Regions from separate parts of the Homo sapiens genome. Here region 2 is linked to region 1. A link is a contact called in ENCODE Hi-C or POLR2A ChIA-PET data. All regions are on one chromosome and are shown on one strand. Each heading gives the region's core, a stretch centred on a gene start or an enhancer-like site at or near the end of the contact. The rest is flanking DNA. Distances are from core to core; before and after follow the strand shown.

Evidence for each region. Hi-C counts contacts between places; a loop is a spot of excess contacts on that map. ChIA-PET counts read pairs that join two places held with the same protein, here RNA polymerase II (POLR2A).
Region 2: a map of prostate gland shows a loop between it and region 1 (2.1-fold over the local background). The contact joins two enhancer-like sites. A Hi-C loop is called at or near these places in 4 of 168 maps with a recorded cell type or tissue (PC-3, PC-9, endothelial cell of hepatic sinusoid and 1 more). POLR2A ChIA-PET finds 5 or more read pairs at or near these places in 1 of 52 experiments (HCT116).

Annotation. Positions count from the first base shown.
Region 1 is chr13:34,417,731-34,420,879 of GRCh38, forward strand. The region is part of intron 1 of LINC02343 (long intergenic non-protein coding RNA 2343); the gene reads left to right. Among named protein-coding and RNA genes, the nearest start is that of LINC02343, 71 kb to the left of the region's middle. Within about 2 kb of position 1,406, at least 2 of the 41 ENCODE cell types and tissues checked have a DNase peak (open chromatin) inside an H3K27ac peak, as active enhancers do.
Region 2 is chr13:34,456,724-34,460,208 of GRCh38, forward strand. The region is part of intron 2 of LINC02343 (long intergenic non-protein coding RNA 2343); the gene reads left to right. The region is part of intron 2 of LINC00457 (long intergenic non-protein coding RNA 457); the gene reads right to left. Among named protein-coding and RNA genes, the nearest start is that of LINC02343, 110 kb to the left of the region's middle. Within about 2 kb of position 2,113, at least 5 of the 41 ENCODE cell types and tissues checked have a DNase peak (open chromatin) inside an H3K27ac peak, as active enhancers do.

The DNA of each region.
Region 1 (3,149 bases), core at 156-2,655:
AGCTTTTTAAAGCTTTATTTGCTAGTTCAGAAGCATCAGGCCTTGTAAAATCCAAAACTTTGTCAATTCTTAGATCCCAATTTTAATAAGATTTCCCTTGATAACTCTGCAACTGTCTTGTTTGTTCACATGAAGATAAGTCTCACGTTGCAGGGTTATTGAAACCTGAATTACATAGATATCTAATGCACTTACTGCTAGAATCAACAGAAAATTCTGCACTGCTTTTTTACTGCTGCACTTTTTGCTGATGGATGGTTGCAAGTTTGTGCAAAAAATGGAATCTGCATAATACATCTGTTCCCAGCAAAAATATGGTACTGGCTGCCACAGCACAAATTCTTTGGATTTCAGCATGCCTATATTCTGTAGGCCCCAAAATGATTCATTTCTCCTACCCCCTTTCCAATTTGAACCTCTGTGTAATTTTCCTTTTCGAATGCTATGATATCATTTGCCTTTACTTGGCACAAGCGATCATAAAAGAAAATGCAAAGCAGTTGCTTAAATCGTGCAACAACGTTCAATTTTAAGGCAAATCTCTAAGTGACATACAACATGCTTATATTAATTATTGTCACAGAAATTGAAAAGTGGTCACAACTTCTGATGTACTGAGATGAATGTTATTCCAACATGTAACTGGGTCCTGAGGCCACAGTTTAAGCTGACACCCTCAATCAGATGAAAAAGGGTCTGTCTTCATCTATAGGCATATCAGCAAGTTACCCAAAGAGAGAAGGGGGTAAAGGGATCACTGGAGAGCACAAGTATTGCCTACACTGCTAACACCTGTCTCCATTTGTGCTGCAAGTGTGGGGATCATGCCTAGATCTTAGGCTTCCCCTTCTGATTCTCTCTCGTATTTTTCTTGTCTTCCAGATTGTGAGACTCCCAGTTCTAGCCAGATATCACCACTTCAAAGACATAACAAAAAGGTCAGAACTGCAGTGGGCATTAGGAAGCAGTTGCTGCCATGGAGTTGGCATGGGTATTAGCAAATAGCATCCGCATGTTGGAGGAGATTTTTGGACTCCTTCGCTCTTCACTTCCTTCTACCCACTGCGCACCCCCCCCCCCACCCCCCAGAAAATACCCTCTGGGTCTGAGGGCTTCTTAACAAAAAATTCTCTGGCTTTGACACGAAGCATGGCTTTCAAAGATGATGGGGAGCCCCTGACCCCATAAATCTAGACTGTCAGCCAATGGCTGTTATGTTTCTAAGGGTACATCAAAAGTTTTTGCCCATCTGATCAGATAAAAGAATCCTCATGAAGTGGCTTATTCCCCTGCAGTGCAGAAGGCCCCTTGGTACCAGCTCACAGAAATCCTGCAGGAGGCTGTAGCTTCAGCTTCTCTAGCTCTGTCTGTTGGGCTTACTGCAGCTGGCTCCAATGCCAGTACTGGAGAGACACCACGTGTGGAGTCTTCCTGCTCAACCCCCCTCTTGCCTGCCATTAGGAGATGAGAGTCCACATCCTCATTGAAAGAGACAGGCAAGTCAAATCTCTCACACACAGTCGAGCGTGCACCCACTTTAGGCCTCTGTCAAAGAGTAAACGCAGCTGTCTTTTCTCCATGGAGAAAGCAGCCTGCCTGCTCTGCTCTCTTACTAATCAGGATGTTGCCTGAGGATGCTTTTCACCAGGACTGGAGAGAAAGCACTGAGAAGCTGGGAAGCGAGGTGTGCATGTGTGCATGTGCTGATGCTGACTACACTCCAGCGCCTTTGCTTTTTACAAACATACTTTCAAAACTCTAAAGATGAAAATCTAAAAGGCGGGAGAATGATCGATGACAGAGAAACTGCTTTGTTAAGAAACCCCTTGGGATAAGATTTTCTGATATATTCAGGGTCCAGCTCATGGTGGGGAAGTTCTCAGGAATCCATTTGACTGAGGGTCATGTTCATTCTTTGTTGCTGAACTGCTGCAGGTAATCCTAACTACAGCATAACAAGGAGGATGAGGAAAGCCTCCCAGGGGCTGAGCCAGATATGCCAGCAGTAGGCTTGGGTCCCCTGGACAAAAGTTCCATGCAGCTTAGTAGCAGTCAGACTCACCTTCCATTGCTAATGCAAATGAATCCTAAAGATGTCACTAAGGGGATCATTAAAAGTGAGCTGTAAGCTCTTGCTTTAGCTGCTGTCACCCAGGCTGGTAGGAGCGGACAATATCGAGAATTGCATTAGATCTGTAGCCAGGAAGTAGTTTAAAGCATGACATCATGAGGTTGTCAAAGTAACTGGCCAGGCTACCTCTCTGGACTCCCGTGGTCCATAATGACAGGACTTCTTAATGAACACTGAGCCACAGGAAAGGACATGCAGAGGAGTAGCCTGCAGCCTGAGGTGTGACTGCTGGCAGCCTCTACGCTCAGGCAAGTGCCGCCCACCCTGGGATTGTGTTGCGTGGCTGGATCACAAGGTGAGGCCCAGCAGTCCAACAACCCTCACTGACCACTGAGAGAGGGGAACAACTCTCTCTGGTATTATCAACTGCCAGCTCTCTCTGATATTATCTGCTGGTATTATCAACTAACTATCCAGAAGAATGCTGCCTTCCCTGTCCTCACCCTGACATCTGAAAGAGGCTGCGAAACTCAGAAAGAGTATCTTTTACTCTGAGAGCACCAGGCTGCAGCATCCCTGTCCATCCTACAATGGAACTCTATTAATTCCCTAGGCCTATGTCACAAAGCACCACAAACTGGGCCGGGTGTGGTGGCTCATGTCTGTAATCCCAGCACTTTCGAAGGCCAATGCGGGTGATCTCTTGAGGTCAGGAGTTTGAGACCTGTCTGGCCAACATGGAGAAACCCATCTCTATTAAAAATACAAAAAATTAGCCGGGCATGGTGATGCCCACCTGTAGTCCCAGCTACTTGAGAGGTTGAGGCAGGAGAATTGCTTGAAGCTCTGAGGCAGAGGTTGCAAGACTCCATCTCAAAACAAAACAAAACAAAAAACACCGAAGCACCACAAACTGAGTGGCTTTAAACAACAGAAATTTAGTCTTTCACTGTTCTGGAGGCTAAAAGTCCAAGATTAAGGTATAGGCTGGGCCATGCTGCCTCCAAAGCCTCTAGGGGAGGATTCTCCTAGCACCAAGGTTGCTTGGTGTGCAGCAGCCTCCACCTTCATGTGTCTG
Region 2 (3,485 bases), core at 863-3,362, 40 kb after region 1:
GACATTATGGCAGTTCCTCAAAAACTTCAACAGTGAATTACCATAGGATCCAGCAATTCTGCTTCTGAGTATATAACCAAAAGAATTAAAAGCAGGAACTCAAACAGGTATTTTTACACAAATGTTCACAGCAACATTATTCACAATAGTCAAAAGATGAAAGTAACCCATGTGCATACACAGAAGGATGTATAAACAAAATGTGGCATATACAAACCAACAGAATATTATTCAGCCTTAGAAACAAAGTACATTCTGATACACACTACAGTTGGAATGAACCCGAGGACATGGTGTTAACTGAAATAAATTAGTCAGGAAAGGGCAAATATTGTGTCTCCTCCACTAATGTGAGGTACCTGGAGTAGTCAAATTTATAGGGACAATGTAGAATGGTGGCTTCCAGGGCTGGAGGATAGGAAAATGAGGAGTTAGAGTTGGATGGATACAGAGTTTCAATTCTGGAAGATGAAAAGTCCCGGGGATGAATCGTGGTGACGGTGGCACAACAATGTGAATGTACTTAATGCCACAAAACTGCAACTTTAAAATGGTTAAAATGGTAAATTTTACATTATGCATATTTTACTACAATTTTAAAAATAATAAACACTTTTCTTAAGAAAAAGAGTAATGGTACATATAATGAATTCTTAAAAACCCACTTTGGCTGGGTGCGGTGGCTCACACCTGTAATCCTAGCACTTTGGGAAGCTGAGGCAGGCAAATCACTTGAGGTCAGGAGTTCAAGACCTGCCTGGCCAACGTGGCGAAATCCCATGTCTATTAAAATTACAAAAATTAGCTGGATATGGTGGCACGCACGTGTAATTCCAGCTACTCAGGAGGCTGAGGAAGGAGAATCGTTTGAACCCAGGAGACAGAGGTTGCAGTGAACCGAGATTGCACCACTGCACTCCTGCCTGGGCAATGGTGCAAGACTTTGCCTCAAAAAAGAAAAAAAAAAAAAATGCTTTAATCTTCATTACATATGTATATCAGAATTAAGGACTTTAATTACACAGAAAATTTACGTGCATTGAACCAGTCTTTTGTGGAGGTGAATAATCTGCTCGGAAATTTTATTTCCATTAAGTAAAAGAGCTTGAACGAGCTTGTTGTGGTCACGCATTGGAGTGTTTTACTCTGATCCATGCTCTGTGACTGTCTTCTTCATCCGTGATGGTCCTCTTTGTCTTGCCCTAGTACAAACACCACAGAACCATGGATACTGTGATTCTGGGTTTCCCTACAGCTGATTGGAACAACGATAAGCACCTGACTGAAGATGGGTCAGTAAGTCAGAGACCTTTGCCAATAAATTTGGAATTGGGAAGAAAACAAAATGATGACAGGAAAGAACAAAGACAGAGAAGTTGTGATAGGCAGCCTCTGAAAGGGCTCCCAGTGATCTCTATCCACTGGAGTGGATGTCTCTCCCATCAGTTCAGTGTGGGCTGAAACTAGTGTCTCATTTCTAACAAATAGAAGACCTAAAACTGAGAGAATGTCATTTCCATGATTAGGTTTCAAGAAGACAGAGACTTCCATCTTGCGTTTCATCTCTGATCTCTTTCACTTGCTCAACCTGATGGGAACCAGCAGTCATGTTGTGAACTGCCCTAGAGAGGGGCCCATGTTGCAAGGAATTAAGAGGGCTTAATAACCTTCAAGGAACTGAATCCCGCCAACAGCCAAGTGAGGGAGTTTGGCAACTTCATTAGTGAAGCCTTCAGATGAGACTGCAGCCCTGGTCAACACCTTAATTGCAGCCTCGAACGAGACCTTAAGAAAGAGGACCAGCTAAGACAAACCTAGATTCTTGCTTCCACAGAAACTGAGATAATACATGTTTGTTGCTTTAAGCCATCAAGTTTTGGTGTCATTTGTTACACAGCAATAGGCAACTAATACAGAGAAACAGAGGCAGTGACCCTTTTGGAAGCAACGTTTAAAAGATATGAACACAGCAGTTGAGGACGACCACACTATGCCATGTAGAGGAGGGTGAAAAGAACTGAGTCTTAAAAGAAAAAAAGCCTTTAGGAATAGGCACGTGAGAAGCAGATGCAGAGTGTGAGTGAGAACACAGAGTGGGTTCCCAGTGGCTTGCCAGTTCTCCATTCCAGTCCTTCCCAAGGCCTGGCTGCACTCCTGTCTTTGTGTTCTGTGAAATCTCTGGTACTTCATAATAAATTGTCTTTATTTTCTTTATTTATCTCAGTTGGTTTCTATAACTTGCAATCAGAATCCTAAAAGCCTAGGATGTATCAAGTTGCACAGCTGTGATTTTTGAAGGCAGCCAGACACTTGACAATGAGTTTGGCAGTTTAAAGAGGCTCTTGGCTTCAGAAGCACCCAGATGTTCTGAGCCACCTGACTTTGGGTCATAAGAAAGCGAGCCAACTTCAAGAGTATCTAGTTCTCAACCTACTGCTCTAATCAATGATCAACCATGGCAAAATCTATTCCGTGTTAGGTGGTTTGAATAATATTTGTTCAGAGCTTAGAGATCCCAGCTGAAAGCTGTTTGAAATACACAATATTGCTGTTGACACAGAACAAACTGTTATCCTTTCTTCTAAAGAACACAGTGATATTTTTGGAAAGCCCTTATTATATTACATGATGGAAATACATATCCAGATGAGGCATATTTTAATTCTTAGAAACAGCCTAACTACATAAAATGTACTATTCTCTCTTAATCCAGTTAAATCTCTTTGGTGTTTTCTGTTTTAAAGTCGTGTCACTGCCTAATCACTCACCATCTTAACAAAATTCAAAGCAGTTTACATCTTACAGGCTTGGTAATAAAACAGAGACTTAAAAGCAATAAACATCTTTGAAACAATTCATCCAGCCCTAAAATGGTGCCAGAATGAGTTTTGGAATGATAAGTTTGAATTTAAAAATCAAAATTTGCTCTCAGGCTGGGACTTAAAATGTCACAAATACATTTTCATAGCTAAGTTATAAACCTTGAAAAATGGCCTAGATGTCCAAGCAAATACAGATGCACTGCAATGCTTCTTCAATGCTGTCAGGACACCCACTTGGGGTCTCTTCATGCATATATCCACATGCATGTGTGTTATCTGGATTTTTGCCTTATTTCCATGTGTTTAACATTCATTCTTATGTTGAAAGAACATGTTTGGCATGAGCACCGTTTATCACTGGTGCTCCCCTACTTCCCCTTGTCTCCAGGCTCCTTGACCGTGGTGAACACCCCATTTCCCCTTCCTGAGGGCCATATCACACAAACCTCGAGGTCCCAGGCAACAGGAAATGAGCAAAGTGTCATGCATTAGAGCAAGAGAGTATGTTAAGAGAGGTTGAGTAAGCTTGTTGTGGTCACGTTTTGGAGTGTTTTACTCAGGTGCACGTGACACCAACAGCCTTCTTCATCCACGAGGGTACCCTCCTCTTGCGTATGCTGACTCTACCATGCTGGTACGCCATGAGTCTGCAGCTCCACTGCA